Regions from separate parts of the Homo sapiens genome. Here regions 2, 3 and 4 are each linked to region 1. Evidence: chromatin contacts called from ENCODE Hi-C or POLR2A ChIA-PET data. All regions are on one chromosome and are shown on one strand. The core of a region is the stretch at or near the end of the contact, and the rest is flanking DNA. Distances in the headings are between cores, read along the strand shown. Region 1 overlaps LOC105376993 (a long non-coding RNA gene). Region 2 has its middle 40 kb from the start of UBE2E2-DT. Region 3 overlaps UBE2E2 (ubiquitin conjugating enzyme E2 E2). Region 4 overlaps UBE2E2 (ubiquitin conjugating enzyme E2 E2).

The links. Hi-C counts contacts between places; a loop is a spot of excess contacts on that map. ChIA-PET counts read pairs that join two places held with the same protein, here RNA polymerase II (POLR2A). Pooled maps may share reads with other maps.
Region 2: a map with no recorded cell type shows a loop between it and region 1 (12-fold over the local background). The contact joins two enhancer-like sites. A Hi-C loop is called at or near these places in 22 of 37 single-sample maps with no recorded cell type and 5 of 50 pooled maps.
Region 3: a loop to region 1 is called in a map with no recorded cell type, with 5 times the contacts of the local background. The contact joins two enhancer-like sites. A Hi-C loop is called at or near these places in 16 of 37 single-sample maps with no recorded cell type and 5 of 50 pooled maps. POLR2A ChIA-PET finds 5 or more read pairs at or near these places in 1 of 52 experiments (activated CD4-positive, alpha-beta T cell).
Region 4: a map with no recorded cell type shows a loop between it and region 1 (6-fold over the local background). The contact joins two enhancer-like sites. A Hi-C loop is called at or near these places in 1 of 168 maps with a recorded cell type or tissue (PC-3), 4 of 37 single-sample maps with no recorded cell type and 4 of 50 pooled maps.

The regions. Positions count from the first base shown.
Region 1 is chr3:23,650,762-23,658,597 of GRCh38, forward strand. It overlaps LOC105376993 (a long non-coding RNA gene), which reads left to right. Exons shown (of 3, transcript XR_940651.3): 3 at 3,907-4,223. Among named protein-coding and RNA genes, the nearest start is that of UBE2E1, 150 kb to the right of the region's middle. RefSeq lists a silencer at 3,984-4,167. Within about 2 kb of position 2,975, at least 3 of the 41 ENCODE cell types and tissues checked have a DNase peak (open chromatin) inside an H3K27ac peak, as active enhancers do.
Region 2 is chr3:23,158,971-23,166,806 of GRCh38, forward strand. No RefSeq gene overlaps it. Among named protein-coding and RNA genes, the nearest start is that of UBE2E2-DT, 40 kb to the right of the region's middle. RefSeq lists enhancers at 2,849-3,108, 3,219-3,368. Within about 2 kb of position 3,406, at least 3 of the 41 ENCODE cell types and tissues checked have a DNase peak (open chromatin) inside an H3K27ac peak, as active enhancers do.
Region 3 is chr3:23,216,828-23,224,663 of GRCh38, forward strand. UBE2E2 (ubiquitin conjugating enzyme E2 E2) reads left to right here. Exons shown (of 6, transcript NM_152653.4): 3 at 435-485. Among named protein-coding and RNA genes, the nearest start is that of UBE2E2, 17 kb to the left of the region's middle. Within about 2 kb of position 4,409, at least 3 of the 41 ENCODE cell types and tissues checked have a DNase peak (open chromatin) inside an H3K27ac peak, as active enhancers do.
Region 4 is chr3:23,322,617-23,330,452 of GRCh38, forward strand. All of the region lies in intron 3 of UBE2E2 (ubiquitin conjugating enzyme E2 E2), which reads left to right. Among named protein-coding and RNA genes, the nearest start is that of UBE2E2, 120 kb to the left of the region's middle. Within about 2 kb of position 3,240, at least 3 of the 41 ENCODE cell types and tissues checked have a DNase peak (open chromatin) inside an H3K27ac peak, as active enhancers do.

The DNA of each region.
Region 1 (7,836 bases), core at 1,725-4,224:
GAGGTTTGCCTCCCTTCCTAAGGAGGTGGAAGTGTGAAGATTTTGCACACTGGACAAATAAAGAGATGAAAACAAGGGTGAACTCAAGACAGCAAAACAAAGCCATAAACCAGCCCCTACCCGTGTGGGAACCTTGCTGAAGAGTTTGATGTTTTTCCTTTTTCCTTTGCACTCTGGGAACAGTCATATGAAGCATCCTGTTTAAATACTTTTCTCCTTTGAAGCAATACCCTCTAGTTACTCATGACCCTTCAGTGATTCACAAACCATCTTGTGCTTCCTATGAGTTGATGTAGGGTGGGCTGGGGACCAGGCAGTAAGAGAAGCCTGGCGTCTCCACATCACCACTCTGCAAGCTTCCGTTTTCTCCAGAGTGTTCTGAGTCTGTCCTCCCCAACCCCTCCCTGTCGGGCTAGGCCATTTTGCCTGCTGTCCCTCCACCGGCATTGACAAGCCCTAGGGGCACCACTGCTTAGGGGAAGGGCAGCTTCTGCATGTGGCCCTCTCCTGGAGAAAAAACATGCTGATTTTGTTTTTAAAATAAATGTTAGCTGGAGCACTGGCTCACACCTGTAATCCCAGGACTGTGGGAGGCTGGGAGGATCACTTGAGCCCAGAACTTCAAGACTAGCCTGGGCAACATAGCGAGACCCCATCTCTACAAAAAAAAAAAAAATCTCCTTAAGCTGATAAGCAACTTCAGCAAAGTCTCAGGATACAAAATCAATGTGCAAAAATCACAAGCCTTCCTATACACCAATAACAGACAAACAGAGAGCCAAATCATGAGTGAACTCCCATTCACAGTTGCTTCAAAGAGAATAAAATACCTAGGAATCCAACTTACAAGGGATATGAAGAACCTCTTCAAGGAGAACTACAAACCACTGCTCAACAAAATAAAAGAGGACACAAACAAATGGAAGAACATTCCATACTCATGGATAGGAAGAATCAATATCATGAAAATGGCCATACTGCCCAAGGTAATATAAGATTCAATACCGTCACTATCAAGCTACCAATGACTTTCTTCACAGAACTGGAAAAAACTACTTTAAAGTTCATATGGAACCAAAAAAGAGCCCACATTGCCCAGACAATCCTAAGCCAAAAGAACAAATCTGGAGGCATCACACTGCCTGACTTCAAACTATCCTACAAGCCTACAGTAACCAAAACAGCATGGTACTGGTACCAAAACAGAGATATAGACCAATGGAACAGAATAGAGTCCCCAGAAATAATACCACACATCTACAACCATCTGATCTTTGACAAACCTAACAAAAACAAGCAATAGGGAAAGGATTCCCTATTTAATAAATGGTGCTGGGAAAACTGGCTAGCCATATGGAGAAAGCTGAAACTTACATCTTATACAAAAATTAATTCAAGATGGATTAAAGACTTAAGTGTTAGACCTAAAACCATAAAAACCCTAGAAGAAAACCTAGGCAATACCATTCAGGACATAGGGACGGGCAAGGACTTCATGACTAAAACACCAAAAGCAATGGCAACAGAAGCCAAAATTGACAAATGGGGTCTAATTAAACTAAAGAGCTTCTGCACAGCAAAAGAAACTACCATCAGAGTGAACAGGCAACCTACAGAATGGGAGAAAATTTTTGCAATCTACCCATCTGAAAAAGGTCTAATATCCAATCCAGAATCTACAAAGAACTTAAACAAATTTACAAGAAAAAATCAAACAACCCCATCAAAAAGTGGGTGAAGTATATGAAAAGACACTTCTCAAAAGAAGACATTTATGCAGCCAACAGACACATGAAAAAATGCTCATCGTCACTGGCCATCAGAGAAATGCAAATCAAAACCACAATGAGATACCATCTCACACCAGTTAGAATGGCGATCATTAAAAAGTCAGGAAACAACAGATGCTGGAGAGGATGTGAAGAAATAGGAATGCTTTTACACTGTTGGTGGGACTGTAAACTAGTTCAACCATTGTGGAAGTCAGTGTGGCGATTCCTCAAGGATCTAGAACTAGAAATACCATTTGACCCAGCAATCCCATTACTGGGCATATACCCAGAGGATTATAAATCCTGCTGCTATAAAGACACATGCACACGTATGTTTATTGCGGCACTATTCACAATAGCAAAGACTTGGAACCAACCCAAATGTCCATCAGGGATGGACTGGATTAAGAAAATGTGGCACATATACACCATGGAATATTATGCAGCCATAAAAAATGATGAGTTCATGTCCTTTGTAGGGACATGGATGAAGCTGGAAACCATCATTCTGAGCAAACTATTGCAAGGACAGAAAACCAAACACCGCATGTTCTCACTCATAGGTGGGAATTGAACAATGAGAACACTTGGACACGGGGTGGGGAACATCACACACTGGGGCCTGTAGTGGGGTGGGGAGAGGGAGGAGGGATAGCACTAGGAGATACACCTAATGTAAATGGTGAGTTAACGGGTGCAGCACACCAACATGGCACATGTATACATATGTAACAAACCCGCACGTTGTGCACATGTAACCTAGAACTTAAAGTATAATTTTAAAAAATCTAATAATTAAAATTAAAATTAAAATTTGCAACTTGTCCAGAGATTAGGAATTAAAACCCAAACTTAAGTATCTTAAAATTTCTATCTAATACAATGGAACCAATCTTTAAGATACTCTCATTTATTAAATTTCTCCATCTGTGTTTGTATGATACTGCTTGTGTGTCTAGAATTTTTACTTCTGCCCAAAGAAATTTTGCTTATTGTTGCTAAGTTTTTAGAACACCGTCCCTTGATGGGGAAAAATAAATCTATAGGGATTTAACTAGAAGTCCTACTTCAGAGATTACTTTTCAAGATGTGTAGAAAGAAGAGGGCCAAGGAAAACCTCACTGACCTTTTCCCCCAGCAATGAAAATGTTCAAGTTTCTTAAAATAAAAAGCAAGCACCTGAGTGTTATTTATAATTTCAAACGTTCAGTTTCAGTTTCTAATCCACCAAGTCCTCCACCTCCAAAGCTCACAGTGACTTTCCTAAGCAGCTTCATTTCACACGGTTCCCTGTTGTCTGCTTTCTTTTATGGGTCTGTAAACTCTAGAAGATTCAGTTATGCAAAGGAGGTTACAAATGCTGTCTTTAAAGGAGGGGAGAAGCAGAAAGGTAAGTGGAAAAAGCCAAATGAGCCACCAGGGCTGCTTCCTGAGAAAGCTGACCTCCCTCTTGTCTTCATTGGAGGGTAAGTCCTCAGTTGACACTGTCAATAGGTCTTTGGAAACTGCAACTTTAAGCGGAACGACATAGGACAGATCAATTTTACTGAAGGCTAACTGATACAAACAAGAGTTAAGTTCCCTTGGCACGTTTCTGATCACAAAAACATTAAACTTCTAAATAAAGATCAAAACACTTCTAATTTTAAACCTTAAACTAAATGTGAGCTAAGGTACATTTAAGAAAGAATAGGCCCAGCATGGTGGCTCATGTCTGTAATCTTAGCACTTTGGGAGGCCGAAGCATGATGATCGCTGGAGGCCAGGAGTTCAAGACCAGCCTGGGCAACATAGGAAGACCTCATGTCTACAAAAATAAAAAATAGCCACGTGGCAACATGTGCCTGGACTACGTGAGTTATATCTTATGACTTTCAAGTAATTCTTTGAGAGCAAGGCATGAAGGAATTGGAATCAAGAGGAATTGGCAGAATTGGGGGAAGGGTTTGAAAAGGAATTTGGGACAGGACTAAGGCTACCTTTATTAAATGTCTGTTATCTTGTTCATTGTGGAATTTTTTAAATATCAATTTTGATTGGATTACGATGCTATATTTTTTAATTACTGAGTTTTGTTTGTTTGTTTGTTTTTGTTTTTGGCAAGCCCTTAAATTTTGTTTGCATTTAATACAAGGCCTGGAAACCAGAGAAGATGACCAATTTCAAAACCAGAGAAGCAACCCTAATATGAAGTTCCAAATGGTGTGGCAGGAAGGTAGCAAGACACCTGGGGCAGATAACAACGGTTTGAGCACCTGCTCTGTGGCAAGCTGCCTGAAGGGACTTGACACACACTTGCAGACAGTTCTCAGAAAAGTTCAATAAATTGCCCAAGGCCAAAGAGCTAGTAAGTTGTGAGCTTGGATTTGAAGCTGATTTTTCTCTTCATTGCAAAGCCCTGGGCAACAGTCTTTTTGCCATGAATCGGGAATAAACAGGAGAGAGCATGGAGATGGCAACAGACTCAATTTATGAATGAAATTCTATTTTATTACTTTTAAATACAGATAAGGCCAGGCATGATGGCTTACACTTGTAATCCTAGAACTTTGGGAGGCTGAGGCAAGAGAATTGCTTGAGGTTAGGAGTTCAAGATCACCTTGGACAACACGGGGGGTTGGTTGGGGAGGGGGAAGAAAGAAAGTGAAAGAAAAATAAATACAAATAAATACCAAAAGAGACCAGTACACTCTCCAGGGGCAAATAATGAATAATATTTCAAATCACTATCTTATTTTTTTCAACTTTATTGAGCTATTATTGAAGTAGATAAGCTGCACATATTTCCATGTAAAAGTTGGTCAGTTTCGGTGTGTGCATACCCCTATGAAATCACTCCCACATCAAGATAGCATTTTCTTTTTTTTGAGATGGAGTTTTGCTCTTGTTGCCCAGGCTGGAGTGCAATGGCGCAATCTTGGCTCACTGCAAATTCCACCTCCCAGGTTCAAGCAATTCTCCTGCCTCAGCCTCCCAAGTAGCTGGAATTACAGGTGCCTGCCACCACACCCAGCTAATTTTTTGTATTTAGTAGAGATGGGGTTTCACCATGTTGGTCAGGCTGGTCTCGAACTCCTGACCTCAGGTGATCCACCCGCCTCGGCTTCCCAAAGTGCTGGGATTACAAGTGTGAGCCACCACGGTTGGCAGGATAGCATTTTCATTACCCCCAAAAGTTTCCTGGTGCCCTTTTGTAATCCATCCCTTCTTCCATCCCTGTTTCTAGGAAAGCATTGATCTACTTTTGTCACTATGGATTCGTTTGCATTTTCTAGTATTTTACACAAATGGAATCATGCAGTATGACTCCTTTTCATTTGGCTTCTTTTACTCAGCATAATTACCTTGAGATTTGCCCTTGCTGTTGCATGTATCAGCAGTTCATTCCTTCTTATTACCAAGCAATATTCCATTGTATGGACATACCACAATCTGTTTATCAAGTCATTCACCTGCTGATGGTTGTTTTCAGTATCTTAAAGTTCCCATGTACACAAGTAGCACATTTTTAGACCACTTGGATGTGATTTGAAATTATGTGTTCTCCCTAAACTCATGATTACCCTTATATAGCAGGGGCAATGCTATGCGTTCACCTAACCCTGCGTCCCATTACTTCTTCCTGGGAAGATGGAAAATACACGTCTCAGCCCCTTTGCACATAGGCAGGGCCATGTGCAAATTTCCGGTTTCTCTCTTCCCCTTAGGTGGGGGAGTGCGGGCCATGACTGAGCTGGTAGAAGCGCTGGGTGGAAACAGGTAGGGCCGCTGAGCCACCAGATGGAAGCAGCCACCTTGGAAAGCACTGGCCTGCCGTGGACTTCATGCCCAAGAGAAGTAACCTTTTCTGTGATTTGGGGCTGGTTGTTACTGCAGCACAAGCCTAGCCTTTTCTGACTAACACACCTTAGCTTAGCAAACCCTTTCTTTATGAACACAACAAGAAGGCATTCCTGGCTGAATTTCTACCAAAGCTGAATGGAATGCAAATTAATGAAGCTTTTACTATTTAGAATTGTCTAAAAATGTAACTAATACTGTACAGCTACAGACTTCCCTTTGGTGCATGGAAAAGCAATATAAGTATTCGGAAGAGGTGAATGGGAAAAAAACATTTATTACTCTTCATCATGTACCAGCAACTCACCTCCATCCACTTCTTTAATCATCACAACAACTCTAAGGAGATATTATAGCTTCATTTGTACTAAGGAAAAAACTGAGACATGAAGAGGTTCCCAGGGATACACAGCTGGTAGGTAGCAGATTTGGAATTAAAATCTAGGTCTGCCTAACTGCCAACTGCCTGTTTATCCCATCAGATGGGGAAATGCAGAAAGAGGTGAGCAAAAGAGCCCCTATGGAACAGCTATCCACTCTTCACTACATGCTAAGGCCATTAGCAAAAGGAGAAAGGGGAGGTTCAGGCAGGGACGGTCTGAAAAGCAGGTGGACAGCCCCAGCTATGGACAGGTGGTCACGGCACACAGCCAGAGTCCACCCGTTTGTGGCCAAGCTGACTCAGTGAGGTGGAGGGTGGGCTGGTGGAAAGAGGAGGGCTCGCAGCCAGAGTTTGGGGCTCAAGAACTATCCCTCAGGTGTTTGTGGCCTCAGACAAAGGCAATTAACCTCTTCACGTCTCAATTCCCCAAGTTGAAAGTAGGAATAATGAATAGAAAACAGACAGAAAACTCTAATACTATGTAAGTTCAGGCCTGTCCCAGTCTCCTCTGCCTTGGCACACACCCTAGGTGACATTTGCAAGATTAGTGTAGATAAGATAGGTGTGAGAAATGATCTCCTGGCTCCTCTCAAAAAGGCATATTGGCAAAGTGTTCTCTGTTCCAACTACTTTTCAAGTACAGCTTGTACAAACCTCAGGTCTCCACCTGTGATTAACAAGAAGACACTTGTGCTGGTTGCAGCGGCTCATGCCTAGCATTTTGGGAGATCAAGGCAGGTGAATCACTTGAGCCCAGGAGTTTGCAACCAGCCTGGGCAATGTGGCCAACCCCATCTCTACAAAAAAAAAATAGAAAAAAAATAGCTGGATGTGGTGGTACGGGTCTGTGGTCCCAGCTACTTGGGAGGCTGAGGTTGGAGGATTACCTGAGCCCGGGAGTTTGAGGCTGCAGTGAGCCATGATGTCTCCACCACACCCCAGTATGGGTGACAGAGTGAGACTCAGAAAAAAAGAAGAGAAGAAGAAGAAGAAAGAAAGAGAGAGAGGAAGGGAGAGAGGGAGGGAGAGAAGAAGGATGGATGGAAGGAAGGAAGGAAGGAAGGAAGGAAGGAAGGAAGGAAGGAAGGAAGGAAGGGAAGAAAGGAAGGAAGACATGTGAGAAACCTACTGGCTCAAGACCCTCTGAGACTGAGAACCACTTGATTCTAACTCTCGTCTCCTTGTCAAACTTCTCTCCCTAAGAATAAAGGAAGGGTAATTGGGCCAGCTATGAAGTCGCTCACATACTCTAAGAATTTGCCCATTTCTGCAGAGGAGGCAACCCAGAGAATGCTGGGAGGGAACATTCTTTTTGTCAGCCATAAAGAGGCCCAACTCATCTGCCCTGTGAGGTTCCCCAGCCCAGGATTTAGGAACTGAGCTAAACATATTACAATTAGCAATTCAACATCTTGCGTTTACAGAAATCAAGCCATAGCTATGTGATGAAATATTAAATATATGAAATGGCCACCTGTGTAGGTTCAAAATAGTTCATTCTAATATATTTTATCATTTGACAGATTCCAGAAAGGAACATGTTCTCTTACTAACTTAATACTTCTTTCCTTATTCTTCCCTGTTTTTTTTCTTTAAAAACATCAGATCTGAGCAAAAAGATGGAAGATGAAATATATCTATTAAGTAAAATTAAAACTCAACCTTTAAAGTTTTATCTTCTTAAACAATAAATAAAATGTAATTTTTTGCATACTAGATGTATGGAACTCCGCTAAGTATTGAGACTAGGAGACGGTGTATACAACCATAGCACTTATTTTGTCAGTGAGAAAATATATTTTAAAAAGGACTGTTCAATTGCTCGCATGAAATAATCTGAAA
Region 2 (7,836 bases), core at 2,156-4,655, 490 kb before region 1:
GAAAGGGTAAGAAAATAAAGTCTTGGCAATATAGGTATCTATACACTATTCCCACGAGGGCAGAACGGTTTATAGTAGCGGTCCCCGATCTTTTTGGCGCAGCAGTCTCACGGAAGACAATTTTTCCATGGATGGGGGGCTGGGGTGTGGGGGATAGTTTCAAGATGCAACTGTCCCACCTCAGATCATCAGGCATTAGTTCAATTCTCATAAGGAGCACATAACCTAGATCCCTCAAATGCACAGTTCACAATGCGGTTTGTGCTCCTATGAGAATCTAATGCCACTGCTGATCTGACAGGAGGCAAACTTCAGGTGGTAACGCTTGCGTGCCTGCCGCTCACCTCCTGCTGTGTGGCCCACTTCCTAACAGACCACGGACCAGTACCGGTGCATGTTCCGGGGGTTGGGGACCCCTGATTTATCAAACACTGCTCAGAACATACCATCTAGGCTGGACGCCTTGGCTCAAGCCTGTAATCCCAGCACTTTGGGAAGCTGAGATGGGTAGATCACTTGAGATCAGGAGTTTGAGACCAGCCTGGCCAACATGGAGAAACCCCATCTCTACTAAAAATAAAAAAATTAGCTGGGCATGGTGGCAGGCACCTGTAATCAAAGCTCCTCAGGAGGCTGAGGCAAGAGAATCGCTTGAACCCAGGAGGTGGAGTTTGCAGTGAGCTGAGATTGACCCATTGCATTCCAGCGTGGGTAACAGAGAGAGACTCTGTCAAAAAGAAAAGAAAAGAGAAAATACATTCTAATATAGCTATAAGGTGTGAAGCTCTTATCTGCTGAGGTTGTTCTTCTACCACAAGCAAGAGCCAGCAGGGTTCTCACCATCCCTTTTAATATAAGGATCTGTCCCCTAGATTTACCCCATAAGCAGTGTCTATGTTGGACTACTACAGTCCTAATTTTTTTTTATCAACAGAAAATACCAGCTTTTAATCAAATGCACAGAGAAAATGTTTTAGATAATGAGGATATTCCCCGGTTTGTTTTAAATCTAAGGAAGAGGAACAGGAGGGAAGTAATGACGTGTCAGGGACAGCATAACCTCTATGACTAAGGATAAAGAGGGAAAACCTTCTTGCCCTCAAAGTGAAATCCCCTTCTATTTTAGGAAACACTCCTTTACTTTAAAGAATCTCTCAAATGAGTCACTAGGGTTAGATCATATTCTTCTGGGACATTTACTTTCCAAAGGATAAAATTTTCATGCATCAGTTAGAAAGGAAAAAATATAATCTGGCAAATAGGAGGCAGAACAATCCCTTTCCAAATGCTCTGTCTGTTCTGTCCTCTTAAGTCAACAGAGCACAGCTAAATATGGCAGACAATAAAGATCTCAGTTTTGTGAAGATAAAAAGATTCAAACCTGGTCAGGCGCAGTGGCTCATGCCAGTAATCCCCACACTTTGGGAGGCCAAGGCTAGAGGATCACCTGAGGTCAGGGGTTTGAGACCAGCCTGGCCAACATGGTGAAACCCTGTCTCTACTAAAAACACAATAATTAGCCAGGTGTGGTGGCAGGCACCTGTAATCCCAGCTACTCAGGGGGCAGAGGTTGCAGTGAGCCAAGATCACGCCACTGCACTCCAGCCTGGGCAAAGAGCGAGACTCCATCTAAAAAAATAAATAAATAAATAAATAAATAAATAAAAATAAATAAAAGATTCAAACCCAAGTCTTTAGTCCCAGGGTTTCATGTAGCAGCTTTTCTGTAGCTACTGCCCCCACAAAGCCCCTACTTTGCCTGAGCATGATGTGTTTCAGGGTGGAGAAGTGGACTATTACGGTGCTTTGAAGTATTTTTCAGCTTTCTGGCTGAAATCATAAATGTGTACTTTAAGTCAAGCTAGATAGAGACATATGAATAGATGCTGTTTTATTGCTCACCCATTTAAAATGCAAATGATAGTACCAAAAATTACCAAAGTCTACACTCCAGATGTTCCTGTTATTCACAATGGCTTTTTATTTTTTTGGCTACACTTATCCTCTCCTACATATCTCTGAATTTATTCTACCACATAACCTTCCTTATGAAAACACCTACTTATTTCTTAAATAATTTTGTTGTATATATTTAAAGAGTTGGAATCAAAAAATAAATTCATTTTCTCAAGTAATGAAAAAGCCAGATCTTCATTTCCATATCCCAAAAGTCAATTATGTAGAAATAAACAACATAAAGTGACAGACAACCTATTTATGAAGCTACATTGATTGCTCTGTGAAAACAAAAGTAGCTCAGTTTTCCTCAAGAGCATGTGAGGAGAGGTCTACAGTAGGACCTTAAAGAGAGGCACTAAAGTTCTTTGATAGGTACCCAACTCCCCATGTGAGATTGCTTAATTCAGTCTTGAACATAAAGGAAAACACACACACACACACATACACACACATGCACACACATGTGCATGCACACACACAGGAAAACTCAGTCTCTTTCTGAATGAAGGCAAAGCCCTATTGCTGGACATAAATGATAGGATGTGGTTTCAAGCATAGCAAAATATACACTCATTCTTCATTCATTCATTCATTCAATTACTCAGCAACTGTCTATTAGCAATTTCTACGTGCCAGCATCACGCTCAAATGAGAAAGACATGGTCCCTACCTTCAGAAGCTTCAAATCCAGTGGAGGGAGGAATACACTATTAACACTCTATTGACTGGGATTCTTAGCATTACAAATGACAGAAGTTACATAAGAACTTATGTGTGGGGAAGTTATTGGAGGTAACTGAATGTTCTAGTTGTAGATGTCAGGTATGACTGAGTCAAACAAAATCAACAGGCAATCTGTCTCATTCCATATTGGGGCTTTCCTTTTCTTTGATTAATTTCACTCTCAAGGCAGTTCTCACCTTATGGTGGTAAGAAGGTCACCAATAGTTCTAGGCATACATATCACCAGCTTAGGAACTAGTGTGGAAATAGAGTCCTTGCCCATTTTTTCCAACAAAAGTCCCAGAACTGACGCTAATTTAACCTAACTGGGGTCACATGCTCACCCCCGACTCACTCTCCATGACTACAGTGATAGAACATCTTACTTGGCCAGGCCAGTAGACTGAAAGTATGGGAGGGATGTTTTCACTAAGAAAAGAGGATGTCATTCAAGAAGGGGAATGGGTGCATGTAAAAAACAGATGTCCACCGCAACAACATCACAAGGCTGAGCATGAAACAAGGGTAACAGAGAGTGCTAAAGCAATATAGAAATAGAACATTTAATTGCAATGAAAGGAGGGGACTTAGGAGGCAGGCAGGTAGTTGTCAAATTCATAGAAAAGTGGCATTTTCGAAGCGGCAACTCTGGAAAAAGATCTGGGAATTCCCCACATATTTAAACATAGCTTTATCTTATGACTCAGCAATTCCACTCCTAGGTGTATACCCAAGAGAAATGAAAGCAAATGCGCATACAAACACCTGTACACAAAGGTTAAGCAGTGTTATTCACAATAGCCAAGAGGTATAAATAGTCCAAACCACCCGTCGACTGACAAATTTAGATAAGCAAATGTGGTACGGACACATAGCGAAATATTATCTGACCATAAAAAGGAGTGGAGTGCTGATAAACACTACAACATGGATAGACCTTGAAAACATTACGGTAAATGAAAGAAGCCAGACCCAAAAGACCACTTACTATATGATTCTGATATGAAATGTCCAGAATGGGGAAATAGAGACAGAAAGATTTGTGGTTGCTTAGAGCTGAAGGGAAAGGGGGACCTACAGGGTATGGGTTTTCTTTTGAGGGGATGAAACTGTTCCAAAGTTTACTGTGGTGATGATTGCACATATTTGTGAATATACTAAAAGTCACTGAATTATACACTGTAAATGGGTGAACTGTACAGTATGTAAACTGTATTTCAATAATGCCATTTTGACAAAATAATATTTAAAAGACAGGTTGGATTTCAACAAGTGTAATCTCAGGCTAGTACATATGAGGCTGGGGAGTTAATGTGACAATAGACATAGTGAGTTGCCTCACTTGTTTTACAAGTACGGCAGAGTCATGTGAGTCTCTAGAGGATGCTGTGGTGTGCAGCCCAGATTTCCCTTTCAGAACTAAACAATCTAGTTCCACAGCTACTGGGAGCACACCTGACAACAGCCCTCCACAGGAATTGCCCTCAGCAGCACAGGGCTACTCACCCAAGACCATGTCCCTCCCCAGCAAGAGCCTCCATCCAGTGACTGGTTGCTGTGAGTGTGTATAGAGGAACTGGACAGCCTTTTTTTTTTTTTTTTAAAGACAGAGTCTCGCTCTGTTGCCCAGGCTGTAGTGCAGTGGTGAGATCACAGCCTCCAGCTCCTAAGTTCAAGCTATCATCCTGCCTCAGCTTCCCATATAGCTGGACTACAGGTGAGTGCCACCACACCCAGCCAACTTTTTTGTACTTTTTTGTAGAGATGAGGTCTCATCCAGTCCGGCCTCAAACTTCTGGCCTCCAGGGATCCTCCCACCTCAGTCTCCCAAAACTCCCACAGGTGTGAGCCATCCTGCCCAGGTTCAGAATAGCTGTGAAAGGCCACTTATGCTTCAAAGCTCACCATGGGTTGTCTGAGGACTTTGCTGCGATCACACTGCAGCTTCACATCTCATCGTACCCACTCCTGGTTCCCTCTCCCGCTTCTTCCCAGAGTCTGCTTTCCATAGAATCCAATCTGCAACGTGGTGCATAGAAGATGGCGCATAAAAGGAACATAACTTTTAAACAGACTAGAAAATTAGATTTGGATTAAACTCTAGAGGACCTTGAATGCCATGTTAATGAATGTGATCTTCAATAGAATATAGGAAAGTAATCATTATAATTATATTTGGGTTAAGCAACCCAAGCAACCAGGTTAAAGAATTACCTAGAATGAGGCAAGATAAAGGACAGAAATACAAGTTAAAAAATCAATCCAAGAGTACAGGCAAAAGGACAAGTTAGTGGAGACCACAGACAGGACTATGGCAATGAGAATGAAGAGGAGGAAAGAAATTGGGAGACATCATAAGAGAATGAACTGGGTTTGATGAATGATGAGGTGAGAGATATTTTAATAGTAAGAAAGAAGATGAAAAAGACTACAAGTTTTCTAGTCTCAGAGTTGGCTAACAATAAGAAGAGTAGCACAGTGATAAGATGTATCAGTCAGGGGCCAGTAAAAAAACAAAAGCCACACCAGTTATTTTAATTGCCAAAAAAGAATATAATATAACCATATTTAGAGAACCACAAGGCAAAAAGGAACAATAAGGTACCATGGGCTGGGTACAATGGCTCACACCTGTAATCCCAGCACTTTGGGAAGCTGAGGTGGGAGGATCATTTGAGGACAGGAGTTTGAGACCAGCCTGGGCAACACAGTGAGACCCTTTTCTAGAAAAAAAATTAAAAATCTAGTAGGACATGATGGCATGCACCTGTAATCCTGGTTACTTGGAAGCCGAGGCAGAAGAATCACTTGAGCCCAGGAGGTCAAGGCCACAGTGAGCCATGATCATGACACTGTAAGACAAAGCAAGACCCTGTCTCTAATTAATAAATAAATAAACATGGTATCATGAAGTAAGCAATAGCAGGAGGCAGCTGCCATCCCTAGGACTGGGGGAACAAAAGGAAGAAACTATAATTATTAAAATATAGAAGTTTAGAGGGACCGAGTGTGGTAGCTCATGCCTATAATCCCAGCACTTCGGGAGGCCAAGGCAGGAGAATTACTTGAGGCCAGGAGTTTGTGAACAGCCTGGACAACATAGTGAGAACTGCTGTCTCCAAAATTTTCAAAAATTAGCTGAGCTTGGTGGCATATGCCTGTAGTCTAAGTTACCTGGGAGGCTGAGGCAGGAGGATCACTTGAGCCCAGGAGGTGGAAGCTTCAGTGAGCCATGATCCCATGACTACACTCCAGCCTGGGTGACTAAATGAGAACCTGCCTCTCAAAAAAAAAAAAAAAAAAAAAAAGGAAGGAGAAGTAGTAGAGTAGTAGTAGTTTGGTGGAGGAACCCCATAGATCTGGGGACTAGACCTTGAGAAGTAGGTGTTTTCAACTGCTGTTGCTGTTCCTGAGTCTGGTGGTGTCCCATGGGGCTGGAATCCAAGCCTTTGAGGAGGGCACATCGGCCAGTGATGCTGGTATTTGAAGGATGGGGATGGGAAGTACAATAAAGATAGCTTTGCAAGTGTTGGGAAAATTGCAAAATAGGAATTTACCTTTGCAACTAGAACAAAGTGCCTCTGCTGGAGTGAAAGGCACTGCAAGGGTGATGCAGGCAACAAAGAGGAAAAAGCAAGTCCCTTCTCTCTGCTCCAGCTTTATGGTCTCCTTCTGATGTCCCCATTGGCACAATCTCTGTTCCCTTGGGTTAGCTATTTAATGTCCTTAATCCTCAATTTCCTCATCTAGTAAGTGGAAATTCACATTAGTCCTACCTTATATATCATTTCATTGATACATGTAATGTGGCACATAAAGTGAGCTTTTAGTGAACACATTTCTCTAATTATTATTAAAATGGGAAACCTAGGAGGAGAGAAGGAAGTCAGTTATTTTACAGTTCGTTTTTACTCTTTGAAGGGGATGGGGGGCAGGGAAGAGTGAGTTTTCGGGGTCATGTTGAGTTTGAGTATCTTCTAGAATAGCTTTGTTTTATGTGGAAAGAGTTAAAGTGTAATTCTAGACTCAACCAAGAGGTTGATATAACTTTTTCTGAAAATAGCTATGCAGAAACATGAGCAGGGAAATAGGTATGCTCAGGGGTCAGGCGGAAGTTTATGAATCAGAAGACACTAAAGCTGTAGTCCTCAAATTCTAGTATGTATCAGAAGCACCTGGAGAGCTTGTTCAAATACAGATTTCAGGGTCCCACCCCTAGAATTTCTGATTCAGTAGGATGGTGTGGCTTGAAAAGCTGCATTTCCAACAAGCTCCCAGGTGATGCTGATTGCTACTAGTTCAAGCACCACCCTTTGAGCAGCACTGGTCCAGAAAGCTAAGGCCAGAGCTACAGTCATTGGTTAGTCTCCAGACTACATTTAAAAAGGAAGGGGAAGAAAATAATTGTTAAGAATCTACAATGCACCAAAAGTTTTGCATTCTTTAATTTAATGAGCTCAACAACCCTAGGAAGTAGGTGTTGTCATCCAATTTTTCAGATAAGTAAATTGCAACTCAGCAAGGTAAGAAAGTTGCCCAGAGCCACATGATTAGCAGGGTAGTAACACTGGGACTCAGATCCAGATCTGTCCAACTCAAAAGCCTATATTTTCTCCACTGTGTCATGCTGTCAACTTCTCTCGGTAAAGTCAGGAGGGTAATAGGAGGCTTACTGGCTAAGAAAGACCTACAGTTTACAATCAGATTTTAACTACCATCTAGATGGCAACAACTCCCAAATTTATCTTTCCAGGCCAGACCTATCTCCTGAAACCTAGTGCTCAGCTGCCAGCTCAGCATTTCCAACTTCCTCGTCAGCTTGTCCTAAGTTGAACTGCTAATATTCCTCTCAGAGGTGCTTTACCCTCAGTCTTCCCCCTTCTCGGGTGATGGCAGCTCTATCCTTACAAATGCTTCTTCTCCCACACTCCATATCTAATCTGTTAGCAAGTCCTCATGGCTGGGTCTTTAAAAGAGACCCAGATTTCCAGCCACTTACCAACACCTGCACAGCCTCTACCCTGATCCAAGCCATCAGCGTCTCCGGCATTGATTCCTGCAATAACCATACTGTTTGCTTCCACCTTCGCTCCTCTGGAGTTTATTTTCACTCTGCAGCCAGAGTGGTCCTTGGAAAATCTGAGTCAGATCATG
Region 3 (7,836 bases), core at 3,159-5,658, 430 kb before region 1:
GCAGTTTCAGGTGTTGGAATGAGATCCCGAATCATTTGATTCTATCAGTCATGATGCTTGGATTTAACTTAATATCAGCTTTCCATCCTGTATGGGAATGCTCTAATACAAAACAGAAGTTAAAATGACCCATGAATGGTGTGGCAGAAATTTCCAGCTTTAGAAATTTTAATTAGTGCTGTCAGTGGTTCAGTGAAGTCGTAGTGTTCCTTCCACAGGTTGCATGCACTGGTAGTCTCATCCTTTAGATGCATCCTCAAAACCCTGGCAGAAATTGCAACTTTATTGTTTGTTGGATGTGATTCTTTATACAGTATTAGTATTTCAAACTAATATACCAAAGGGAAATGTTATTAAAATGTAACGTTTTAATGAAATAAATTGTTAAGAGTGAAGATATTTTTAACATAATGTTCTTTGTCTTTATTTTAAAGAATTCAGAAGGAACTTGCAGAAATCACATTGGACCCTCCTCCCAACTGTAGGTAAGTACTCATGGTTTTTTATTTACTTGTATCTTTTGCAGAAGGTGCATTTGAACTGTTGGTTTTATATGCAGCTGTTGTTGTAGTCTGATTAATTAGTAAAAACATCATTGTTGTTTGAACTTAAGTGACTGTGGAAGACAATGGTTTTTGTCATCTCTGTGCAGAAATGGAATGTTCAGCAAGTATGTTTGTAGTGGTTGAACGGAGTTGCCAAAAGTAGTGTAATGCAATAACAGTAAGACAATGAAATTATAGGGTAACAAATACACTATGACATTTTAGTGGAAGAGGTGTTAGGGCCTTAAGTGGTTTTTTTAATGATAGAATAATAGCATGGCTAAAATATGTGCTATGTTGTATTGTTATCTTGTTGGAATTTGATTTTTAAAAATGCAGACACATTAAACAGTGTTTCTTCATGGTTTACATTATTTCTTGTCGTCATTGGTTGTGACTAGGTAAGAATGGGTGATTTGAGGCAATGATGTTAAATGTAAAACTCTCTCTCCCTTTATGATCATGACCTCGAATTTTCTGGTCAGTGTTTACTTTTAGGAAAGAAAAGTGCTTACCTGGAAATGGTTAATGTTATAAAGATACATGGACAAAGAGGAGAAAAATAACCTCTTACCTTATGCTGCTGCTTTGGGTCTGGTGCAGTAGTTAGAAGATGGCTGTTTGGTTATTTTTAAGACACTTATTTCTGTTTTGAGATGAGATCAGCATTGGAACCAGGCCAACCTGGAGTTTTTCTGGTTTAAAATGATAATCTTATGCATTGAAGGTGAGAGGGCCGATTAAATAAAAATTTTCCCAACGTTGAACGCAGGTAGAATTTATTGCTTGGTATGATTTCTGAGTTTACTGATCTTACTTTTATGTAAAAACAAAGATAACAATTTTGTGTAGGAAAAATTCTAATAGGACTTACTTTGTGGTGAATCTAATATGGTTCTTCAAATGAATCATGTACAGTTTATAAACTTACAGTAATAATATTCAAAGAATGTTTCACTCAAATAGAACAAATATTTCTTTGTTAGGTAAAACCGTTTAACCTAAGACTTTTTGTCACTCTTAGGACTGTATTACATCAAAGCCGTTTCAGATGGCAGATCATTGTTTAGCTTTTGGTGGTCAATGATTATAAGTGGATGGATTTGTGGAAAAACCCCAGTTTGAATTAAACCTAACATCCTTTGTTTCTTAGGATAATATTTGTTTTAATGGTCTGAATCTTTAAAAAACCCATATTATTAATATATTACATATATTATTTTTGTAACCTTTTTTATGAACAATTGAACTGATAAATAAGTGAACTTTATACACTTCTTTGCTTAAATTTTGACAACCCCAATCACCGGCAAAATAAACAACTTTGTTTTAATAAGTTTGTTTAAGGCTCATTTTTAATAAATGAAATCCACATACAGTATCATGTGATGTAGACTGCAATTTTGCTATTAGATAAATGGGGAAAGGAACTATATAAAGGTTATTATTTAAATAAACAAATAATTGAACCATAGTTCTATTAAAAGTAAAAGAAACGTTTAACTATAGTGTCATCTGAAATTTGGAGGTTTACTTTGTCTTTGAGCCTTAGTGACATCATTACTAGTTCATATGTAAGCTCTTCATAAATAGAGCAAAATGTGTATTACAGGTTTTAATTTTTAAATGTAGAAGTCACACATAATAAGCCCTTCAAACAGTTTCAGGGAAGATATCTACTTTAGTTAATTTTCTGACTTGGGAATTTGTAAGGAAATTCTCACTTGTGGGCTGAGGATTGGATAGCTGATAAGTTTGCTTTAGAAGCTAGGTCTGCAGTGCAGTGGCTTTGGCTCCTTTTATTGATTCTAAAACAGTTGCTTGGACTGGGTCAGGCAGAGAGAAAGGTTATTTACCTTCGTATGGCACTCCCTTTGGCAAGCAAAGGGTCCTCTGTGCTGTAGCTGATAGAAAATGTAAAACTGGTTAATCAACACTTATCAGTGTGCTTGTGTTACTTAATATGGATGTTTGGTGTGCTTATTAAGTGCATCACTGTGGTCTTTGGACTGTTTGGTGTCAAATATTTGGTTGTGGTTTGTAGTTAATCTGCCCATCTGTATTTCGGTGAAAATGTGGTTACCATCTTCAGAAAGAGATTAGATTGCAGTGTTAGTTTGGCTTATTTTTGGTCAAAGTTAACAGTGCTTTTGTGGTTGATTTTTACAAGTTCTGCACTGCCTGCATTGGCCTAATGACTGTAATGGATTAATTTATCAAAATAGAGCAAATTAAAGTTATCTGCCTAATAGAAGTCAGAGTCCTTTACTTAATCAGTTAAGTCATATCTCATTTCAGAAGAAAGCATCCCCTTACTCTGCTCCCTTTGTGGATTACCTCTCCTATCACACATGCCTCTCAAAACCCTGCCTTTTGGTTCCCTGGGTAGTTGTTAGTCTGCTATCACATGTAAAGATTATATGTGAGGGAACATCTGTGGGTTTTACCTGTTTAGTCAGAGAGTGGAGAACGATTTTTTCTACTGGTTGTCTGGGTAGGGGTGGGTGTGTGTCACATTCCACTTTGAGTGTGGTTTATCCTATTTTCGGGAACCTTAACAGACAACCCAATACTGTGTGTTTGTCAGGTTAGATGGAACCTCTGAATTTTGGTGCATCTCTTAGGTGATATCTAGTTAAGCTTCTTTTGGAATCATATTGAAGGAACTGTATGTGTTTAAGCGTTGTGCAAATCTGTTATTTAAAGAAGTTGAGACTATCAAGTCACCCCGAATCACAGCATTCAGTGTAGATAAAGTTTTATGTAAGGCATTTTTAGAGGAAGTTATTCTAATATAGTATTGGTTAATTTTTTTTCAGGTTTTGAATAAACAAATATTATTTTAAAGAACACCTACAAATGATTTAATAGATTGAATTATTTCATGTAGGAGATATTTGCCTCTACATATTTCAGTTTTTTCTCACTTTATTGTTGTCTTTGAAGTAAAAATGCAGTAAGATAGTTTTATTTTTGAAGTTGGGTTAAATATGTCATCCTTTTTAAAAACATTACTCACAGTTTAATGGGTAAATATTTTAAAACAAAACTTTATAGCTAAGAAAAAATTTCTGCTCATAAAATCGTAGCGTCTGTAGGGCCATAGGCATAGAAAATTACACTTCATTTGAGTGAAATTTGGTATATGCTTAGAGTATTTCCTATAAGTAGTGGAATATATTTTTCTTGGCCTTAACTGTCATGTTGGCTAACATAACTGACCCATGACATTTGCAAGGGTTCTATCCTGAGGCCTTCACAGATCCACTGATCAATAAATGTTTTCATACTACTGCTGAGTTAGAGGTGCTGGGCAGTTGGTTAGAATTGCTCGTTACCTTGGTGCCTTGCACACCAGCTTAGATGGATAGAGTGGGTCAAATTGATGCTTTATCCTTACAGACCTCTAACAGGTAGATTCACTGCCCCTTATAAATGACTACAGGTTGTAACTTTCACAGTTCTTCACAAATTGTTAAAAGCAAGATCTTAGATCTGTGCATGTCAGTGTGTTCATTTATACTTCCTCGGTGCTAGTGGAGAACTGGCAGCTAGTGGGCCAGCAAATCTCCAGATAAAAATTAAAATTAAAATCGTCATCATCCAAAGGATAACTTGCTCCTCTGTATCACAGAGAAGCTAACTTGTTCAAATGCTATTATGATCTGCTACTGCTAAAGTTTGTATTAGGTTTACGAGCAGGGGAATGACAGAGAATCCTTATTACTTTTTGGAAGAAAAGACTAAGGTAAAATGATTTATTTGGATTTTGATTTTTGGTCTAGTAATTGAACAAGTAAAAGGAGGAAGTAAACCAAAAAAGAGGATGTAGTTATACTAGCAGTTTACACTTCTATTTCTATGTGTTTCAAGAATCTGCTCATGGAACACTGGCGCTGCTTTTTAATTTTGTCTTTTATTTGATAACAGCTTTATTGAGATATAAAGTGTAAAATTCACTTATACTTTTAGGTTTTTAGTATAGTCTCGGAGTTTTGTAATCATCACAGTCTGTTTTGCAATATTTTGATACCTCCCAAAAAATAATCCATGCCTTTTAGCAGTCACTCCTTCCCCATTTTCCCCCAGCTCTTTCACCACCAGCCCTCGGCAGCAATTAGTCTACTTTCTGTTTCTATAGATTTGCCTTATCTGGACATTTTGTATAAATGAAATCTTGTGTGCTTTTTGTGTCTGGCTTTTAAAATTTTTTTTACAAAGTGTAATATTTTCAAGGTTCATCCATGTTGCTGCATGCGTTAGTACTTCTTTTTTTTTTCTGAGACGGAGTTTCGCTCTTGTCGCCCAAACTAGAGTGCAATGGCGTGATCTTGGCTCCCTGCAAGCTCCACCTCCTGGATTCAAGCGATTCTCCTGGGTCAGCTTCCCGAGTAGCTGGAATTACAGGCGTGCGCCACCATGCCTGGCTAATTTTTGTATTTTTAGTAGAGACGGGGTTTCACCGTGTTGGCCAGGCTGGTCTTGAACTTGATTACCCAAGTATTTCTTTTTTAAAAATATTTTTAATTGAGGTAAAATATACATACATGATTTACCATCTTTACCATTTTTAGTGTAAAGTTCAGTGAATATACATTTATATATTTATATTCTTTTTTTCCTCTTGATCCCCCCACTCCCCTTCCTGGCCTCTGGTAACTACCAGTCTACTCTCTATTTTTGAGATCTACATTTTTAGCTCTCATGTAAGAGTGAGAACATGTGACATTTGTCATTCTCTGCTGGGCTTATTTCACTTAACCTTGCCTGTGGTTCCATCCATGTTGCTGCACATGACAGGATTTCATTCTTTTTTATGGTTGAATTAAATATTCCATTGTGTGTATATACCACATTTTCTTTATTCATTCATTTGTTAATGGGCACTCAGGTTGGTTCCATATTTTAGCTATTGTGAATGGTACTTGGGTAAACATGGAGGTGCAGATATCTCTTTGATACATTAATCTCCTTTCTTTTTGATATATACTGATATGCTTTGGCAATGTCCCCACCCAAATCTCATCTTGAATTGTAGCTCCCATAATTCCCACGTGTTGTGGGAGGGACTGGCGGGAGATAATTGAATCATGGGGGTGGTATCCCCCATACTGTTCTTGTGGTAATGAATAAGTCTCACGAGATCTGATGGTTTTATAAGGGGAAACCCCTTTTACTTGGCTCTCATTCTTCTCTTGTCTGCCACCATGTGATGCGTACCTTTCACCTTCACCATAATTGTGAGGCCTCTCAAGCCAGGTGGAACCATGAGTCCATTAAACGTCTTTTTGTAAATTGCCCAGTCTCAGGTATGTCTTTATGGGCAGCGTGAAAATGGACTAATATATAAATATATATACCCAGTATAGGAATTGCTGGATCATATGGAAGTTCTGTTTTTAGTTTTGTAAGTAACCTTTGTACTGTTCTCCATAGTGGCTGTACTAATTTACATCCCAACAACAGTGTACGAGCCTTCCCCTTTCTCCGCATCCTTGCCAGCATCCGCTATTGCCGTCTGTTTGATCTAAGCCTTTTTAACCTCAGTGAGATATTGCATTGTAGCAATGTTGAGCATTTTTTAATGTACCCTTTGGCCATTTGCATGTCTTCTTTTGAGAAATGTCTGTTTACATCTTTTGCCCCCCCCCCCTTTTTTTTTTTTTTTGAGTTGTCTCTCTCTGTCACTCAGGCTGGAGTGCAGTGGCGTGATCTCTGCTCACTGTAACCTCTGCCTCCTGGGTTCAAGTGATTCTCCTGCTTCAGCCTCCTGAGTAGCTGAGACTACAGGTACATGCCACCATGCTCAGCTGATTTTTGTATTTTTTTTTTTTTTTTGAGATGGAGACTCACTGTGTCACCCAGGCTGGAGTGCAGTGGCATGATCTTGGCTCACTGCAACCACTGCCTCCCAGGTTCAAGTGATTCTTCTGCCTCAGCCTCCTGAATAACTGGGATTAGAGGCATGCACCACCACACTTGGCTAATTTTTGTATTTTGAGTAGAGATGGGGTTTTACCGTGTTGGCCGGGCTGGTCTCAAACTCCTGACCTCAAGTGATCCTCCTGCCTTGGCCTCCCAAAGTGCTAGTATTACAGGCGTGAGCTGCGCTTGGCCCTTTTGCCTGTTTTAAATTGGATTATATATATATATTTGCTGTCAAGTTGTTTGAACTCTTTACATATTCTGGTTACTAATCCCTTGTCCCTTGTCAGATAGATAGTTTGCAAATATTTTCTCCCATTCTGTGTGTTGTCTCTTCACTTTGTTGATTGTTTCCTTTGCTGTGCAGAAGCTTTTTAGGTTGATGTAATCCCAGTTGTATATTTTTGCTTTGGTTGCCTGTGCTTTTGAGATCTTACACAAGAAATCTTTGCCCAGACCATTGTGCTGTAGTGTTTCAGGTCTTAGATTCAAGTCTTTAATCCATTTTGGTTTGATTTTTTTTGTGTATGGTGAGAGATAGGGGTTTAGTTTCATTCTTCATATATAGTTATCCAGTTTTCCCAGCACCATTTATTGAAAAGACTCTCCTTTTCCCATTGCGTGTTATTGATGCCTTTGTCAAAGATAAGGTGGCTGTAAATGCGTGGATTTATACCTGAGTTCTCTCATCTGTTTCACTGATCCATGTGTCTGTTTTTATGCCAGTACCATGCTGTTTTGATTACTATAGCTTTGTAATAAATTTTGAAGTCAGGTAGTGTGATGCCTCCAGCTTCATTCTTTTTGCTCAGGATTGCTTTGGCTATTCATAGTCTTGTGGTTCCATGTAAATTTTAGGTTTTTTTTTTTTTTTTTTTTTTTTACTATTTCTGTGAAGAATGTTATTGGTATTTTGATAAGGATTGTATTGAATCTGTAAATTGCTTTGGGTAGTCTTGTCATTTAAAAATATTGTTATAGTTCTTCTAATCCATGAACATAGAATACCTTTCCATTTTTTTGGTGTCCTATTTATTTCATCAGTTTTATAGTTTTCTTTGTATGAGTCTTTCACTTCTTTTGTTAGATTGATTCCTAGGCATTTTATAATTTTTGTAGCTATTGTAAATAGGATTGCTTTCTTGATTTTTTTCAGGTTATTTGCTGTTGACATATATAAATGCCACTGATTTTTGTGTGTTGATTTTGCATTCTACAACTTTGCTGAATTTCTTGACAGTTCTAACAGCTTTTTTTTTTTGGTAGAGTCTTTAGGTTTTAACATCACGTAATCTGGGAACAAGGCTGATTTGACTTTTTCCTTTACAGTTTGGATGCCCTTTATTTCTTTTCTCTTGCCTAATTG
Region 4 (7,836 bases), core at 1,990-4,489, 330 kb before region 1:
ATATTTTGTTTAGTCCACCCTCATCATTTTGATGAAGTAATTAAGTCCAGAGAGCATGTAACTTCGTAAGCTTTACAGTCTAAGGTTACATATATAACTCTAAAGGAAAGAACAAAAACCATAATACTTCCAAAAATCCCTGAAGCAGTGCGTAGTATTTTTTCAGAAAGCTTTCATAAATACAGTGTATTTTCTCTATAATTTAATATTATCATTATTTTGTCTAGCATTAATTTGGTATCTATAATAAATAATTGATTTTAGCCTTAACTTAGCTGTAGAGTCCTAAGGATTATATATTTATATATTTTTTCTATTAGACAGGCATTTTCTTGTCTCCTTTCACAACATACGTGGTTCAGTAAAACATAAAATCACTTGTCAATAGTTAGTATTAATATAAATATATAATATCGTGTCTATACATTTCACTTAATTTTTGAATCCATGAATTAGGAATTATCTAGATTTATTAGGCTTAAACAAATAATTATTTGCTTTGTTTTGTGCTGTACTGTTGATAAAGAAGCTGTCTATATGTTATTATATTTGATCCTCACAACCACCTTATGAAGGTAGGTTGGACAGCTTTTATTATTTCTGTTTTATTGATGAAGAATCAGGTTTGGTGTTTAAGTAAATTGCCTACATTTTATAACTTTAATAATTTGCTCCTATAGTTACCCATTTATTTTTATGTTACTGGTTAGTCATGGTAGTACTTACTGTCTTGTTTCTTCTAGGGAATACAAAAGTCTTGATTTTTATTCTAGACGATTTAAGAAGACCAATTTGGGTCATTTGGCATGACCCCAGGGCTAGCTCAGGTGTAAGTAATACGGGGTGAGCATCCCAAATTCGAAAATTCAAAACACTTTGTAATTCACAACTTTTTCAGCACCAACATAACACTGAAAGGAAATGCTCATTCAATTCTCAATTGGATTTTTGGATTTTGGATGCCCACTAGGTAGGTATAATGCACATATTTCAAAATCTGAAAAAATAAAATATCCAAAACACTTCTGGGGTTAAGCATTTCAGATAAGGGCTATTCAACTTGTGTAAGTTAAACTTCTCTGAATGCCAGGATTCCTTTTTTTCCCTTTTAGCAAACTCCTGTCCTTATTTTAGTTTTAGTTCAATGTCACCTTCTCTGTGAAGGCTGCCGTTTTTCACAGGATGCAGAAATCTCTTATTCCCCTGTGCTTTCTCATAGCACTTTTGTACTTGCCTCACTTGGTACAAGTATTATTTGTTCATGCCATGATTGATTATTGAGCTCCTTGAAGACAAAAGTTGTGATATACCTCTTCACTTCTCCATGGCCTTGAATTAACCATAATGGAGCTCAGTAAATGTTTTTAAAGTAAATGAATGAACAAATGGTACATGCTTGATGTGTGTCTGTAAACTGTATAAGCCAAACATTGTGTACTCCCTGTTTCTGGAATAACTGTGCAATGCTAAACATTTCTTTGACTACTTACTATATGATGTCTGCTGGTTTTTGCTGCATAAATATTCTGATATCTTCAGTTGGTGCTTAGCCAGTTTATTCCTGTTCCACTGCATCACTTATGATTATTTGGGACCTGGATGAAGCAGTTTCATTGTAATGTTGTATTAGTTGAATCTGTGATTTTATAAAATACGAATTAAATTTCTTATAAAATGAAGTTTGTCACTCATATTTGTCTAAATTTGTTTAAAAATAAAAATCCTAGCTAAACTCTTGCCTATCCCAGAAATGAATTTAAGGACCGTATTCCTTATGAATTATGAAGGGAATTTAAAAGGGAAGCATCCAGGAAGGTGTAATTAGTGTCTGGTAAACTGGCTCTTGTGTTTTCTCTGCCTTTCCTCTCTTTCTTTTACCAGCTACCTGTAGACCATTTCCCTGTTTATTAGCTGCAGTACCAGAAGGTGGAATAGGAAATGAAGTTTACATCCTTCAGTTTTGTTATTTGTTAGCTGATTTCTTAAATTTTAGGTGTGAAGAACTATAAAAAAGTTAGGTTGTTTGTGCTGCATCCTTATTATTTTTTGTATCCTGTTATCACAGGCATTGATGACTTATGTATAATTGAGTAAAGCTGCAGGAAAGAAAAGCACTTAGGAAATGCCTCTTCAGATTTTCAAGATCTTTTCACACCTCTCTTGGAGAAAAGAATTTAAAAAAAAAAAACCTAAATGGATTCTAATTATTTTCTTTATCTGTGGTATTTTGTTTTGTTAAATAGTGTGTTATATAATGAATAGTGGAATTGGGTTCAGTTGTGAATTACAGGAAGTGACACATATGATAAAGATTGTGGTTTTATGTCTGTTCAACAAACCACAGTGGAACTGAAATGAAACTATAAATATTTTAACTACACCAATTGCTTTCTGCCGCCAAGCAGGACTAGTCCTAATGAAAACTAGATAAGCTGATACAAAGTTGTTGAGAAGCAGTACAGAATATAGGTCCTTATGTACCATCAGGAAACTTTAGCAGTTTTGAATCTTCTAGGCACACATTACTTTTGATCAGTAAGAAACAATTATTAGGTTATTTTACTCTTTTAAGAATTGAAGTAGCCACAATAAAGCTATTGTGTGTTTTTTTTTCCTTTGGGACAAGGATTTAGATTTAATAATAAAATGTGTTTTGTATAGTAAATATTCATGAAACAATTGAAAAGCAAATAAAAACATTCAATTTGTGTACTCTTTTCACAATTTACATACTAATCTGAGGCTGGGCTGGAGGAGAAATATATTCCCACATTATTCACTTACCAGGAGTATACCATACTTTCAGAAGCTTTTTCTTGACTAGTGATGACTCTTAAGATTTTACTGTTAGGATTTGAACACTTGTAGGTCCTTTAGTATACAGAAAACATTAGATATATTTAATGGGATAGCATAAGTAATTTCCATTCTCATTCTTTTCTTGAGTTTTAAAGTCTAAACCCATAGACTTACACACTTAGTCTTTGTCCACTAGTCAGAATGTTTACACTTTGCTAAGTAGTTATGAACGTCCTCTCCGGTGTATTTGTTTCATTTTTCACCATGTGAGGCTTGACTGCTTAGTTTGTGTGAGAGAATGTGCTACTGTGAGAAATATAATAGTGAATATCTAACCCCTCCGTATCACTGACCTTCGGTCTAGTAGAGGAGAGACCATTATAAAAATAACTAGGGAGCCCTTATATCCTAACTTCTCTTATCCTGGCAAAATTATCAATATCACCCTTTTTCACTTTCCAGTGTTGTGGTTTGGGTGATGAGTGATATAGTCACACTGTGAGTAATGAGGGGAAAGAACAAATATTTTTAACCTGATACTTTTTCTGAATTCATGTTTAGGTGGTAGAGGATACCATTTGATTCTTGGAGACTCCCAAATATAATTTTCTGTCTCATTTTGACTTCTTGTAGATACATGCTTTGTAATCTTTTATTTTTATTTATTTATTTTTGAGGTGGAGTCTTGCTTTCTCGCCCAGGCTGGAGTGCAGTGGCGCGATCTTGGCTCACTGCAACCTCCACCCCTGGGGTTCAAGTGATTCTCTTGCCTCAGCCTCCCGAGTAGCTGGGATTACAGGCGCCTGCCACCAAGCCTGGCTAATTTTGTATTTTTAGTGGAAACGGTGTTTCACCATTTTGGCCAGGCTGTTCTCGAGCTACTGACTTCAGGTGATCTGCCTGCCTTGGCCTCCCAAAGTGCTGGGATTATAGGCTTGAGCCACCGTGCCTGGCCATCTGTAATCTTTTAAAAAGGAAGAGAAGGGTACCAATTATCTGGCTTTTCAAGATTTTTCAAAACATTTTTTGAAAAATTTCTGAGTTTTTGGAATTAACCCTTTGAGCAGCTGCTGAGATTTTTATGTTCTTAAATTGGTTAGATTAAAAGAAACATTTAAGATGTGTCTGTCCCTTGCCTTTTTCTAAATAATTTATGATTAATGTCACATATCCTATACAAAAAAAAGTATGAGGTTGTATGTAGTTTTGACTTGAGATTTTCCAGAAGTCTTTTAATGGCACATAAAGGTTTTTTGTTTGTTTGTTTTTGTTTTATACTTTAAGTTCTTGGGTACATGTGCACAACGTGCAGGTTTGTTATATATGTGTACATGTCCCATGTTGGTGCGCTGCACCCATTAACTCGTCATTTACATTAGGTATATCTCCTAATGCTGTCCCTCCCCACTCCCCCCACCCCACCACAGGCCCTGGTGTGGGATGTTCCCCACCCTGTGTCCAAGTGTTCTTATTGTTCAATTCCTACCTATGAGTGAGAACATGCGATGTTTGGTTTTCTGTCCTTGCGATAGTTTGCTGAGAATGATGGTTTCCAGCTTCATCCATGTCCCTGCAAAGGACATGAACTCATCCTTTTTTATGGCTGCATGGTATTCCGTGGTGTTTATGTGCCACATTTTCTTAATCCAGTCTGTCATTGTTGGACATTTGGGTTGGTTCCAAGTCTTTGCTATTGTGAATAGTGCTGCAATAAACATACATGTGCATATGTCTTTATAGCAGCATGATTTATAATCCTTTGGATATATACCCAGTAATGGAATGGCTGGGTCAAATAGTACTTCTAGTTCTAGGTCCTTGAGGAATCACCACACTGTCTTCCACAATGGTTGAACTAGTTTACAGTCCCACCAACAGTGTAAAAGTGTTCCTATTTCTCCACATCCTCTCCAGCACCTGTTGTTTCCTGACTTTTTAATGATCGCCATTCTAACTGGTGTGAGATGATATCTCATTGTGGTTTTGATTTGCATTTCTCTGATGGTAATGGCACATAAAGTTTAATCTGCAATACGGAATCTGATATACCACCCCTTTCCTCTCACCATCATCTACTCTATTTTACTAACATGAAACTCCTTAAGCAGCCTTTTAACTAGGACAAATACTTGTATCAACCAATACAGAAAGATTATTTATTGTTCTTATAGGCAGGTTTGTTTGTGGCTGCAGTTAGTATTAGACTGTCACTTGGGATGTTATTCTGGAATTGCTTTTTCTAATTCTTTCAGTGAAGGTATGTGACTCGTTCTCTTTTTTCCTTTTGCAAAGCAAAGGCTCGACAAAATTTTATAGACTGGTGAAACATTTTGCAGGTCTGAAAAAAGTGTTGTAAACCTGCTCATGAGGTTCAGACAAAACTTCTGTGCATAAATTAGGAGTTGGTGTTGTCTAGGAGTTTGTGAAGATTAAGTTTTTCAGGGTTCTGATTTCATGAAATGTCATTCTAGATTTCTGTCAATCTCAATTATAGGATGATAGAAGTATGCTGATTTCTCGCTTAATAATTATGTAGTATTTGCAATAAGTATACAATAAGAACTTATGTACTTATTGTACATATTATATGCAGTATACAATAAGTATACTTATGTTGTCTTATTACCATAAACAGAGCAGTGGTCATGATATATAAATACTGAGGAAATCAAATGTTTTCTTTTTTTGTGATCTAATATGAAAATCAATGCAACATTTCTGGATAATTTGCGACAATAAAAAAGAAAAGAAATATGAGGCATGCAGTAATCTTGACAAGCAAATTTCCTAATTTGCAAAATAAAAAATTACATTAGATAATCTCTAAAAAGAACCTTCTATCTCTGTGTCATCTTTGAATCTATAAAATACAGTTGGTCCCTGACTTACAATGGTTAGATTTAAATTTTTTTGACTTTATGATGGTGCAAAAGTGATAAACATTCAGTAGAAAATGTACTTCAGTGTGGTATTCAGTGAGTTACAGGAAATGTTCAACATTTTATTTAAAATAAGCTTTGTGTTAGATTGTGCCATATTTTGCCCAACTGTAGGCTAATGTAAGTATTCAAGCATGTTTAAGATAGGCTAGGGTAAAGCTATGATGTTTTAGTAGGTTAGGTATATAAATGCATTTTTGACTTTGGATATTTTCAGTTTATGATGGCTTTATTGGGATGTAACACCATTGTAAGTTTAGTCACATCTGTAGATTCATTTAGCTAAAATGCCGTAATCTCTCTCTCTCTTTTTTTTTTTTTGTTTTGAGACGGAGTCTCGCTCTGTCGCCCACGCTAAGTGCAGTGGCGCGATCTTGACTCATTGCAACCTCTGCCTCCTAGATTCAAGCGATTCTCCTGCCTCAGCCTCCTGAGTAGCTGGGATTACAGGTGCCCGCCACCATGCCCGGCTGATTTTTATATTTTTTGTAGAGACGGGGTTTCACCATGTTGGCCAAGCTGGTCTCGAACGCCTGACCTCAAATGATCCGCCCACCTCGGTCTCCCAAATTGCTGGGATTACAGGCATGAGCCATCGTGCCCGGCCTAAAATGCCTTAATCTCGATAGGCTTTTTGCACATGCACTATTTAAATTGAGTACAATACTCAATACTTACGCCCTTGCCCCCTTCTCCCTGGATCTTATTTGCTAAAGTAGACATTGATTTCTCTTGAAAATGTAACAAAATTTTTGTTGAACATTTTAGTGTTTAGTGAAAAGATGAGAATTCTCAGACATGAATTTTTTATTTGATAATAGGAAACTGTAGTTATAGGGGAAAGTCAGTATTTTGAAAAGGCAAACCAAATAGGCAAATATTTATGGAGTTTCTAACACAAGCAAGGCTCCCTCTGTCAGAATGGACATCAGGAAATGTCCACTGAGTGAACATTCAATAAATTTTATCAGTTGCTGTGGGGGATAAAATTATATATAATTTTCGCTTTATAGTTTGTTTTGAATGTTCTGGAAACAGTTAAAAGTAAATGAGTGTTTATATTTTGCCGAAGTATCAAGACAGAATAGTAGGCAGACAGTTGGTATTTAGGCAGGCAAAAGGGCAGATTCTCTGCCAAATGGTTGTAAATGAATTGACGCAAGGAATTTAAATATTAAGCTTTGATGAGAGATTGTTAAATTTTCTCAATATTATTGTTTCCATTGGTATGCAAGCTAATTAGATACAACAACTAATTGGAGCCGGTGGCTCAGACTGGCTTGCCACCATTGGCACACACACTGGATGGCGGCACAGTTGTTCTGATTGTTGGCTAGGAAGTCTTCCATCAAGGCTTAGCTGTAGTCTTATCTGCAAATTCCTCCTGGTCTTCTCTGGAGAACGTTGCCGTACATGGGTCTTTGGAAACAAGGAATTTCCCAGGAAATCCCCACCATCTTTACTGTCTGTGATATTAATACAATTTGTACTCTTCCCTTTTAAAATATTTTAGTGATCTTAAAACTTGACCACTCTGGAAGAATGGAGAAGTTCTGTATTTGGCAAGAATAAAAAGTATTACAAAGCATCCTGCTTCTGCATTAAGTGGTAGTTTACAACAAAGCTGCTGATCTTAATTGTGCATTTAAAAAAACAGGAATCTTGTTAAAAATTTTTATTTCTGTGATGCTACCCCATACATTTTAGTACAGTAGGCATGGGATAAAAGAAACACTCGAGAAGCTAGCCTTTCCTCAGCTTTCCTAGAATGGAGACTGCCTCCTAAAATATTCAGAAGTCAGAAATTATTTTAAAACTAAAGTGTTAATGAGCAAATTTAAATAAAGTTGGTCTGTAAATATGTACTTCAGAGCTGAACTTAGTACCCTCTTTTCACAGCTCTAAATGTAATACTTTCAATTACATGAACTCATTAGTCTCTATTAGCATACTTCCAGGCTTTAGAAATAAAGACTTTGAAAGAGCTCTTCTCTTATTTTATTGTATGGAAGTAAACATTGAAAAATAAAGAATCCTTACAAAAGTAAACTTAGTCTACGTTGCTGGCAGAATACATTTATTCTATAGGAGGTAGGTG